Regions from separate parts of the Homo sapiens genome. Here regions 1, 2 and 4 are each linked to region 3. A link is a contact called in ENCODE Hi-C data. All regions are on one chromosome and are shown on one strand. The core of a region is the stretch at or near the end of the contact, and the rest is flanking DNA. Distances in the headings are between cores, read along the strand shown.

Region 1 (2,700 bases), core at 188-2,687, 3.6 Mb after region 3:
CAAACTTGCTGATTCAGGTTTTACTATGATTCTGGGGTTATAGAAAACTGCTCTCTAAACTTGGCGCATCTTCTGGAAGATGTTGGAGGTGAGGTGGTTTAGTGGATAGTTAATAGGCTTAACCATCTGTTGATGTGAAATTGAGATATATTACTGAGTGCAATGCAAAATTTTATACACATTTAGCTTGCTTTGAAGAAAGACATTATTGGTAATGTTAACAGCAAAAAACAGCTGAGATTGAAAATTAGCGTGGGCTAGGTAACATGTTAAAGTCTTTATGTGTACAGTAGCCTCCCTTATCCGCAGGGAATACCTTCCAAGACTCCCCGGTAGATGCCTGAATCCTGGAATAATGGCGAACCCCACATATAGTTTTTCAATCTGATAACCAAGATGGCTACTAAGTGACTAAGAACCTGGTAGCCTAACAGCATGCATGGACAAAGCGATGATTCACACTGCAGATTTCATCAGGATATCCAGAATGGGCTTGCAATGAAACATTTGAATTGCTTATTTCTGGAATTTTTTACTTAATGTGTTTGGACCTTGGTTGACCCCAGGTAACTGAAATCAGGCTAAGAGAAGCCACAGATGAGGGAAGCCTACTGTATTTTCTTTTCTTTTCTTTTTTTGAAATAGGGTCTGGTTCTGTTGCCCAGGCTTTTCTTATATAATCATCACAAAATTAGCAAATAGGTACACTTAATGTTATTCTTATTATAAAACAGTATTTCGGAAAATGCAAATATTTCTAAAATAGCCCTATTCCCATCCCTATCCATAGGGTATTTTATCCTCTTCGCAGTGCTTTTCTCTCTCTTTTTTTTCCCCTTATTTTCTATGTTCCCCAAGCACCCCCTTCTGGGCATAACACAGTGCCTGCCACAAATAAGAAAAAAAGAAGTTCGGTAAACTTTTGGTCCAGTCAGTGAAGCACCTTGGACCCCATCACCAGACGGTAGGCGCCAAGAGAGCAAGAGTCAGCATGTTTTCTGCTAACCAGAGATTAGCACGATGCCTGGTACAAAGTAGGCGCCCAATAAATAGGTGAAGAAAGAAAAAAAATTAAAAAAAAGGAAGAGAGTGAGGGGAAAGGATGAATGAATGAAGACGTTTGCAGAGGGGCCTAGAAAGAAAGCACTCTGCAAGATTCTCCCTCCTGGTGGCATCAACTCTCAGTTCAAGGTCTATGTCAGCCCTTTCCTTGCCCAGACGCATTGGCCTACAGCAGGGAATGAAGAAAGAACAAAGTCTTTAAAAATGTTCAGAAGAAAGAGAAAACGGCAAGATAAAAGAGAGAAAAAAAAGAAAGAAAGGAACCACCTCCTTCGGGCGGACTAAAAAGGGAAGCCCCAGGAGGCCGGTTGCTAAGGCGACCCTAGGGCCAGAACGGCCCCAGCCCATTGGTTGAGACGCAGGAGCCAATGAGAAGGCGCGATGTTGACGGGGTCCTAAGATGGCTGCTGGGCGACCACTTCCTGACAGGTGAGTACGGCTTATGGAGGGTTGGTTACCCGCCGGTTCGGGCTCCGGCATGATGAGTCTGGGAGGGCCTCTTGTGGGCAGCCGAGGGAGGCGGCATGGGCGGCCTCATAGCTCCTCGGCCGAGCCTCCCGGAGCAGGCTAGAAAAGCCCCCGGCCCGGGGCCGCGGAAGCGACGGCGGGGCCGCCCTCAGCCTTCCTCGAAAGGGGCGTCGCAGCGGCCTCCCCAGCCTGTTATGTGGAGGGGGTTCTCCGTCCCACCCAGGTCAAAGTGAGAGGGGATTGAGGAGGCTGTCGATAGGGAAAACAGGCTCACGTTTACAGTTGCTGTATTCCGGAAAACAGCTCCAGTTAATGGGACTGCCAGCAGGCTAGACATCCTTCGCCGGAATGTGCAGCGCTTAGTTCTGTGCCCGGGAGGGGCTTCTCTCTCTTTTGGGATTGGAGTGTGGCATTGCCGCCAGAAAGCCTGCAGAATTCCGGGTTGTGCAGCCAAGCAGGAACGGTGTACCTTTCTAGACCCATCCTCTTGCAATCTTGGACCCTGTAAGTATTCTCACAGCGGAATCGACTTAAAATGAGCCTTGAACTGTTAACTTGGTTTATTGTCTTTCCATGCAGGATCTTGGGTCTGGGAAAATGTTTTCCAGGCCTCAAGTAAACGAACACTCTCTTTAATTAAAACAGTTGAATACATGCAAAATCTTGCTAAATAAGTAGTTTTTCTGGATTCGCTCTCAGGCCTGTAATTCAGTTGTCCTTTCTGTACCTTTTTTGAGAAAAGGAACACATTCATTTCATAAAAGTAAATAGGATATTTACGTTAATGTTGATGTTAACATGCTTGAAAATAGTAACTATTTTTAAGTCACAGACTCTGATTATGATGTAAATTACAATCTTCAGATTGTTAAATAATTGTGGCTTATAATTAGTATACAAGTGAAATTAATTTTAGATCAGACGAAGTTCAGGCTTCTGGAATTATTTCTAATCAAATACAAAATATAGGAAATAAGACAGCCTTATACGATGAAAATGGAATTTAAATTCTGGAATAGAGATGGAAAACATTTACCCATCGAGCTGCTCAAATATATCTTTTGGGTTTTGATTATAAGCAGCTGTCTGGTTGTCCAGAAAATATGACATTATTACTCAAACCTCTGACTGTGACTTTGACTTTGATGTATGCAACTTAGTATAGCATCT
Region 2 (2,700 bases), core at 54-2,553, 3.2 Mb after region 3:
TCACCCAGGCTGGAGTGCAGTTGCGCGATCTCGGCTCACTGCAGCCTTGACCTCCAGGGCTCAAGTGATCCACCTAAGCCTCCAGAGTAGCTGGGACCACAGGCACACGCCACCATGCCAGGCTAATTTTGTTTTTAGAGGCGTGGTCTTGTTATGCTGGTCTGGCTGGTCTCGAATTCCTGGGCACAAGCGGGCCTCCCATCTCTGTCTCCTCAAGTGGTTGAATTACAGGCGTGAGCCACTGCGCCCAGCTCGCATTTTTTTTTTTTTTTTGAGATGGAGTCTCGCTCTGTTGCCCAGGCTGGAGTGCAGTGGCGCGATTTCGGCTCACTGCAACCTCTGCCTCCCGGGTTCAAGCAATTCTGCCTCAGCCTCCCGAGCAGCTAGCTGGGACAACAGGCACGTGCCACCACGCCCGGCTAACTTTTTTGTATTTTTAGTAGAAACGGGGTTTCCCGTGTTAGCCAGAATAGTGTCGATTTCCTGACCTCGTGATCCGCCCGCCTCAGCCTCCCAAAGTGCTGGGATTACAGGAGTAAGCCACCGCGCCCGGCCTGAGCCGGCATTTTTAAAAGTTGGGTTGCTGGCCTTAGTGCATACAAACGTAAAGGAATTTTAAAAACACATGAGTAACTCAAACGCATTTCTTTTTTGCGCCATCCTGCTATGTGTGATTCGGTTTTTATTCTCGATTTTGTGCGTGTGTGTCGCGACGGCTGGGGACCGACCCAAGAGCAGTCGGACCACGGGCCGCCCAGGGCGGTCTCATCCGTTTATAACCTGCGACCCCGGGGCCTCTTGTGGTCCCGTACCTCCGTCCCAAGCAAAAGCCGGGGCTCTCAGGCACTCAGAGGTGCGAAGGCCCCGTAGACTTGGAGGACGCGAGGAAAACACCTCCAATCACTCTGGCCAGTCCACAGCTACTGCCAAGACTGCTCCGCGCGCGTCCTCAGGAACCGGCGAGGGCCTCGTCGTCATGGTAACCAGATTGCGAACGCGCGTGCGCAAGACACACCTTTGTCACGTGAGGCCGGGCAGGGGGCGGGGCCGGCGAATGCCCGTCCCGACCCGTCGCGCCTCCCCTGTTAGCTCCCTGCCAGCCGAGGCGGGGCGAACCTCTGCCCTGTTGCGTGGGAGTGACTCACAGCTCCCGCCCCTTTTGGCTCCGCTTTCTCGCGGCCAGTCCCTCGCACCACGTGCCCTCCTGGCCGCGCCCCCAGCTGCCCTTTCCAACTGCCTGTTGGAAGCCGCTGTAAAACGTCGTGAGGAGCGCCGCTGCTTTACGGCTGCCTCTCCCAGACTAGAGCCCCGGAGCGCCCACCGCCGTCAGCCGCGTCTTCAAGCTAGTCGGCCCCGCGGAGAGCGAGAGACCCTGCGCACCGCAGCCCTCTCCGCTGCGCCCATTCCTGCCGCCGGCGATGTAACTCGGGGAGGCAGCGGTGCCCGCTGGCCCGGGGTTGAGACAGGCGGCAGGTGCCTGTGAGGCGGGCGGGTGCCGGGGGCCAGCAGGATGGAGGAAAGCATGGAAGAGGAGGAGGGGGGCAGCTACGAGGCGATGATGGACGACCAGAACCACAACAACTGGGAGGCTGCGGTGGACGGCTTCCGGCAGCCCCTGCCACCTCCGCCGCCCCCCTCGTCGATCCCGGCCCCTGCCCGAGAGCCTCCGGGGGGGCAGCTGCTGGCGGTGCCCGCGGTCTCCGTGGACAGGAAAGGCCCCAAGGAGGGGCTCCCGATGGGGCCGCAGCCACCGCCGGAGGCTAATGGGGTGATCATGATGTTGAAGAGCTGCGACGCGGCCGCCGCCGTGGCCAAGGCGGCCCCCGCCCCCACCGCCAGCTCCACCATCAACATCAACACCTCCACCTCCAAGTTCTGTGAGTCCAGCCTTTCCCTGCAGCCTTGGCTTTTCTCCACCTCACTCGGACGCCGAATCCACCCCCTCTTGGAGAAAGCTCCGCTTCCTTTGTTTCAGGCCTCGGTCTTTCCTCTTCTCCCCGTCCGCCTTCGCCTCCCTGCCTCCTTCCCCCTCACCGTCCCCTCCCCCTCATTTGGTGTCTGCGGCCAGCGCCTGAGCGGCCCTGGCTTCTTGTATTACCTGGCCTAGAGAGGCAGCCTGGTACACACGGAGCCCCAAGTTCGGTCAGTGCGATCCCTATCACAACTGGCAGTCTCTCAACATTGGGAAGCTCTTTTCGCACCCGTCTTCTCTTGAAGTTTCACCCTCAAAGTGAGGGGAAAATAAGGCTGCCTGAGTCTCGTTAGGGAAAGGCCTTCAGTCTTCTGCAGCCAGAGAGAGAAAAGAAATCTGGCAACTTGTGTTCTTGTGTTTTTGGCCAGGCTGTGTTAAACAAGTAAGGAATTTGAAAGTTGACCTATATCTACACCTTGTTCCTTCTCTACTGTGTTACACTTTTGCATCCTGCTAGGGAAATAATGAGTTGCTTTCCGATGCAGTGGCAGCTCCGACATCGTCTTGAAGCTAATAATGCATAAAATCACTTTTCAGAGCTTACACTCATAAGAATAAGCCTTTCAGGATGGGTTATGTCTTGTGTCCAAACCCAAGATTGGGTTGCATGTTGAACTTTATGTTAGTAGTCTGTCTTAACGCTCAATTGCACGCATTAAGATTTAAGACCAAAATCTGTTTTGTAATCCGAAACTGCCTCTGACCAGGATATATGTATGCTTCCATAG
Region 3 (2,700 bases), core at 201-2,700:
CATGTTAGCCAGGATGGTCTCTTATCTCCTGACCTCGTGATCCACCCGCCTCGGCCTCCCAAAGTGCTGGGATTACAGGCGTGAGCCACCGCGCCCGCCCCTGGAACTCATTTTTTAAAAAATTTTTTTGAGATGGAGTCTTGCTCTGTCACACAGGCTGGAGTGCAGCGGCGTGATCTCGGCTCACTGCAAGCTCCGCCTCCCGGGTTCACACCATTCTCCTGCCTCAGCCTCCCGACTAGCTGGGACTACAGGCGCCCACCACCACGCCAGGCTGATTTTTTGTATTTTTAGTAGAGACGGGGTTTCACGTGTTAGCCAGGATGGTCTCAATCTCCTGACCTCATGATACGCCCGCCTCGGCCTCCCAAAGTGCTGGGATTACAGGCATGAGCCTCAATTTTATATTTTGCCCTAGACTCTTATTCCTTAAATCTTCCTTAAAATAGTGGTTGCAAAATGGAGGCCCATGGGCTGGATTCAGCCTGTAAAACTGTTTTGTTTGGACTGTAGAGTTAAAAAAAACAAACAAACCCTGTATTTCCAGCATCTCATTAAAAATCGTATGAGGCACCGGACTTATAGTGGTACAAGACAGCAACTGTCTCTAGCTGACAGTTGTTTCCTTTAAAAGCCGTTAAGAGTTCTTTAATTTGCGAACCCTCGCCATTCACGGAATACCTGCTTGTGTTCTTGTATTCAGGGCACTGGAGTGCGTGCCAGCTGGTCTGGAAGCAGCTCCAGCAAGTCACTTACACGGTGGCCAGGGGCGGCCTGACTTTCAATCCGAGACCCGCCGGGAATGACTTTGGGATAATCACAACCTCCGGTCCTCAGTTTCCTTACCTGTGAAATGGGGCTGATAACGCACAGCTGTGGGAAGCACCGGCCCAAACGCAGGGCTTGGGGACACGACCACCATCCCCGCCCACGGGTCCCCGCGCCAGGCTTCGCTCTCCACCCCTCCCGCCGCGGGCCCCAGCGCTTCGCCGAGGTCGGCCCCGGGCGCCAAGAGGCGTGGTCGGCCCGAGCGGACCCTCGCGGCGGCCATGGCGTCGGTGGTGGAATACAAGGGCCTCAGGGCCGGCTACCACTGCGGCTACTGCGATTCCAAGGAGGGCAAAGCGTCCTGCGGTGAGTGTTCCCGACGCCGGAGTTGGCGCGGCCGCCGCGCCCCGCACAGGCCCTCGGCGGGGGAAAGGGCAGGCTCGCACCCCGACTCCCGCTTCCCTTCCCCTCTTGACTCTCCCCATCCTGTTTCCCTTCCCGCTCTGTCTCTCCGCCTCACCCTCACTGACGACGGCGGCCCCTTATGGAGAAGGAACGGAAATAGTGGAAAGCTGCCCTCGGTCAAGATGGCGCGGGCGGCGTCAGCTCCAAGAGGCGCCGGGCCGGCCGGGCCTGCGGGCGCCCGAGTGGCTTCGCGCGAGCCTCGGGAGGCTCCCGGGCGGCGCGCTGCATTGTGGGGTGGCGGCGGCGGCCGCGCTAGCGACGCGGGGCCGGGCGGCTGAGCGTTCGCGGGGCCGAGGCCATGGCTTTCTGGGCGGGGGGTTCGCCCAGCGTCGTGGACTATTTCCCTAGCGAGGACTTCTACCGCTGCGGCTACTGCAAGAACGAGTCGGGCAGCCGCTCCAATGGTGAGCGAGCCGGGCCGGCGGGCGTGGGAAGCCGGGCGCCCGGGTCTCGGGATCCCAGGGTCCCCCAGCGAGGACGCGAGGGGGCCGGAGCCCCTGGCCCCAGTGCCACGGCCGAGACGGAGGGGGCACTCTCGGGAGGGCCGCGGCGCCGGCTTAGCGGGGCAGCTTCGCGGTGCCTGTTCTGCAGGAAAATCCTAACCGGTGCCCGTACTCTCGAAATCGTGGTGGTCTCCCCAGAGTCGGGAGACGGACGCCCGTCTGGGGTAGATTGTGTGAGGTGAAGGACGGCGCGCAGTGCCAGGGAACGCCCCAGAGCCGTAGTTAATGGCCGGGGCTGACCGGTGGGTGCTGCGGTGGGAGCGTCCCGGGAGCGAGGGCGAAACGCGGTGCAGAGGGAGCTGTGGGTGTGCACACAGGTGCCGGTCATGTATGAATCAGACTTCCCTGGACGAATGTACAGGAAGGATGAGCCCTTTGCATCTCTGGGTTAAAAAAAAAAAAAGTTAAAAAAAAAAAGGACAAGAAACTGGTGACCGCGGTCGCTACCGGCGAGGGATTCTGTTTGTCCTGATCTGTTTGAAATTTTTACCATTTGCTTATATGCCGTGTCTTTCCTCCACCCACCCGGACGACAGCAAAGCCAGCCCACAAGTTTGTTTTGTTTTTCCATCGTGATTCAGATTTCTTTGGGGGAGATTTGTTGCTGGTAAACAAAACATCGTGTTTATTTCCTCTCTTGCCATGCATTTGCCAATATAGAATGTAGACTCTATTATTTTAATAGAACAGTCTAGCTTTGTGGAAAACGAGATTCGCATGAAAACACACAGGCATTTTCCATGAAAAAGGTGTAAGTGGGGAATGATTTGGTCGATAACGGTGTGTGCATTTGCTCCTTCATTAAAAGTGTTTATTAAGTGCTACTTGTGGGCAGCGGTTTTGAGTAGACAGTTATGCAATCGTTAGAAGTGAGGATTATGAAGACTAAATGGAAAAATGCTTCCAGTTTGGACTTAAACGGAGAAAATCAACAGGATGCAAATGGCTTATGCGACATGATTAC
Region 4 (2,725 bases), core at 46-2,545, 4.6 Mb after region 3:
GCCGGCTTGAAGGTTTTCAAGGGCTAGAGAGGAGCCCTGCCCTGGCTCCTTAGGTACAGCCAGAATCGGCCTTTAAGGTATGGGATATCTGACTCCTGCAGGACTGGAACTCCACGTGCTTGGAGGGATAAGCATTTATGATGTAACCACTAAGTAGTCAGAGGGCAGGAGGAGTAACGCTGTTGCTGGGCAACCTGGCTTAGCTTCGTGGCTTTGGTTAAGGTGCTACTCTATGCAAAATTCCTTGCCGTCTTCCCTAATCCGCCTCCCCAATTCTCCCTTCCTGAACATTAGGGAACCCACTGGCCTGCTTACAACTGAAGCAGTTTCTGTGTTAGGGCAGAGAGTAGTGATCAAGACATTAGGGTTTAGTGTTAGATAAACCAGGCTCCACTCTGCGGCCCCACGCAACCTCCCCACGCTCTCTGCACCAGTGTTGGCATCTGTCAAGTGGGTGGGGGCTAACAGTGAATAACTGCCTCATAGATGGACTACCGGCTTAACCAGAGACTGACAGCGGGTCGCATATTAATCTTCCAATCACTTGGCAAACTCGTTTCACTATGCATCTCTCCTCCTGGCTGTTCTTTCAACTTCCTCCTCCCTGAAATTTCGAAGATCCACCTCGGTGGGAAAGTCATTCCGCGTGGCGCGCCCTTTCCCTGCGTCCCTCCTTCCCAGGGCCCACCCTCCGCGGACGCAGAGCGTCTGCCGGGGGGACGGCAGGTCCGCGATGGCTGCCTCTGAGGCAGTCGGTCCCCTCTCGCCGTGGGCTTGGGAAGCGTCCGAAAGGCCCGCTCGGATCGTCTGCGGTGCTGCCCGCAGGGAAAGCGCCGCTGCCAGCCGGGCTGTCACGGGTGCGAGTGGAAGAAGCACACCGCAGGATGAGCGACGCCGCTGCAGAGGTAACCGCGGGGACTGCGGCCAGAGACGGGGGATGGGCGCAGCCGAGGATAACGGGATGGCCGGCATCCGGAACGCGTCAGGCCCGCTCCGCCGGACCGCCTTATCCTCCAGCCCGCGTCCCCAGCCGTCCTCCCAGATCCCGACCGCAGCTCCAGAAGTGACGGCCACGTGGGTGGCGGCGCGCGCCGCGGGGATTGGAATGTTGGCGTGGGGGGACGAGGTTGGAAGGGCCGCAGAGAAGTAAAGGAGGACCCGCGTCCGCGTGCCCGGGCGCCGACTGCTGGGCGACGCCGCCGGGAGCGAGCACGCCTCTGACGTCACGCGCTGCTCGTCCAATGAGTGGAGGCCTGAGGGAGGCGCCGGTCCCGGCCCCGCTGCCGCCGCCGCCACACCGGCCCTTCGGGAGCGTCTGAGGAGGCGCGGGCCGCTGCGGGCTCGGGCGCCGCAGCGCGCCGGCCCGAGCCCCTGGACGAGGCCCACGGAGCCGCTCGCCCCGACCCAGCCGCCCGATGTCCTCAAAATGGAGGCAGCGGGGGCGGCGGCGTGAAGAAAGCGGCGCTGTGGGCGCGGGAGTAGGGGCCCGGGCGGAGGCGGTGGCGGGATGGGGCTGCTGCTCATGATCCTGGCGTCGGCCGTGCTGGGTTCCTTCCTCACGCTCCTCGCCCAGTTCTTCCTGCTGTACCGCAGACAGCCCGAGCCGCCGGCGGACGAGGCCGCCCGCGCGGGCGAGGGCTTCCGCTACATCAAGCCAGTGCCGGGCCTGCTCCTAAGGGAGTACCTTTATGGCGGCGGCCGGGATGAGGAGCCCTCCGGAGCGGCCCCTGAGGGCGGCGCGACCCCCACCGCGGCCCCCGAGACCCCCGCCCCGCCGACGCGGGAGACTTGCTACTTCCTCAACGCCACCATCCTATTCCTGTTCCGGGAGTTGCGGGACACCGCGCTGACCCGCCGCTGGGTCACCAAGAAGATCAAGGTGGAGTTCGAGGAGCTGCTGCAGACCAAGACGGCCGGGCGCCTGCTGGAGGGGCTGAGCCTGCGGGACGTGTTCCTGGGCGAGACGGTGCCCTTCATCAAGACCATCCGGCTCGTGCGGCCAGTCGTGCCCTCGGCCACCGGGGAGCCCGATGGCCCTGAAGGGGAGGCGCTGCCCGCCGCCTGCCCCGAGGAGCTGGCCTTCGAGGCGGAGGTGGAGTACAACGGGGGCTTCCACCTGGCCATCGACGTGGACCTGGTCTTCGGCAAGTCCGCCTACTTGTTTGTCAAGCTGTCCCGCGTGGTGGGAAGGCTGCGCTTGGTCTTTACGCGCGTGCCCTTCACCCACTGGTTCTTCTCCTTCGTGGAAGACCCGCTGATCGACTTCGAGGTGCGCTCCCAGTTTGAAGGGCGGCCCATGCCCCAGCTCACCTCCATCATCGTCAACCAGCTCAAGAAGATCATCAAGCGCAAGCACACCCTACCGAATTACAAGATCAGGTGAGCTGGAGGTCGGGGAGGGGGCCTGGCTGCCGGGAACCCGGGCCTGGGCGGGACGCTGCGTGGATTGGGAAGGGCAAAGGCTCATTTCTGTCCTGGCGCCTGCTTCTGGGGCCTTCCCACCCTGGACAGGGCCCCAGATCAAGGCGAGTCGTGAACACTTGCTTTGCTTCCGAACGGCATTGATAGGAGCTAGAAACCTTTTCGCGTGTTCATGGGGACTCAGGGTGCTGTCAACGCGGGCAGAATCGTCTCCTTTTATAAGCAGCATATTGGAAATGGAAGGGAAGCCTACCCTAATCCCCAGGAGTCGCTTCTGGGACTGTTGAGAAACTCTCCCTCTATG

Evidence for each region. Hi-C counts contacts between places; a loop is a spot of excess contacts on that map. Pooled maps may share reads with other maps.
Region 1: a pooled map shows a loop between it and region 3 (9-fold over the local background). The contact joins the promoter of FAM204A here to the promoter of ATE1 in region 3. A Hi-C loop is called at or near these places in 9 of 50 pooled maps.
Region 2: a loop to region 3 is called in a map of CD8-positive, alpha-beta T cell, with 5 times the contacts of the local background. The contact joins the promoter of CACUL1 here to the promoter of ATE1 in region 3. A Hi-C loop is called at or near these places in 2 of 168 maps with a recorded cell type or tissue (CD8-positive, alpha-beta T cell and naive thymus-derived CD4-positive, alpha-beta T cell), 2 of 37 single-sample maps with no recorded cell type and 13 of 50 pooled maps.
Region 4: a map of naive thymus-derived CD4-positive, alpha-beta T cell shows a loop between it and region 3 (26-fold over the local background). The contact joins the promoter of PDZD8 here to the promoter of ATE1 in region 3. A Hi-C loop is called at or near these places in 2 of 168 maps with a recorded cell type or tissue (CD4-positive, alpha-beta memory T cell and naive thymus-derived CD4-positive, alpha-beta T cell), 1 of 37 single-sample maps with no recorded cell type and 9 of 50 pooled maps.

What each region holds. Positions count from the first base shown.
Region 1 is chr10:118,341,061-118,343,760 of GRCh38, reverse strand. It overlaps FAM204A (family with sequence similarity 204 member A), which reads left to right and starts at 1,437. Exons shown (of 9, transcript NM_022063.3): 1 at 1,437-1,491; 2 at 1,834-2,034. RefSeq lists enhancers at 1,277-1,496, 1,133-1,632.
Region 2 is chr10:118,753,573-118,756,272 of GRCh38, reverse strand. It overlaps CACUL1 (CDK2 associated cullin domain 1), which reads left to right and starts at 1,303. Exons shown (of 9, transcript NM_153810.5): 1 at 1,303-1,877. The coding sequence starts at 1,511. RefSeq lists enhancers at 942-1,236, 1,235-1,374.
Region 3 is chr10:121,926,781-121,929,480 of GRCh38, reverse strand. ATE1 (arginyltransferase 1) reads left to right here and starts at 1,450. Exons shown (of 12, transcript NM_001001976.3): 1 at 1,450-1,637. The coding sequence starts at 1,532. It also overlaps the pseudogene ATE1OSP. RefSeq lists silencers at 869-1,168, 1,359-1,778 and enhancers at 684-1,550, 2,089-2,238.
Region 4 is chr10:117,374,010-117,376,734 of GRCh38, reverse strand. It overlaps PDZD8 (PDZ domain containing 8), which reads left to right and starts at 1,295. Exons shown (of 5, transcript NM_173791.5): 1 at 1,295-2,379. The coding sequence starts at 1,508. RefSeq lists an enhancer at 855-974 and silencers at 1,205-1,524, 1,625-1,804.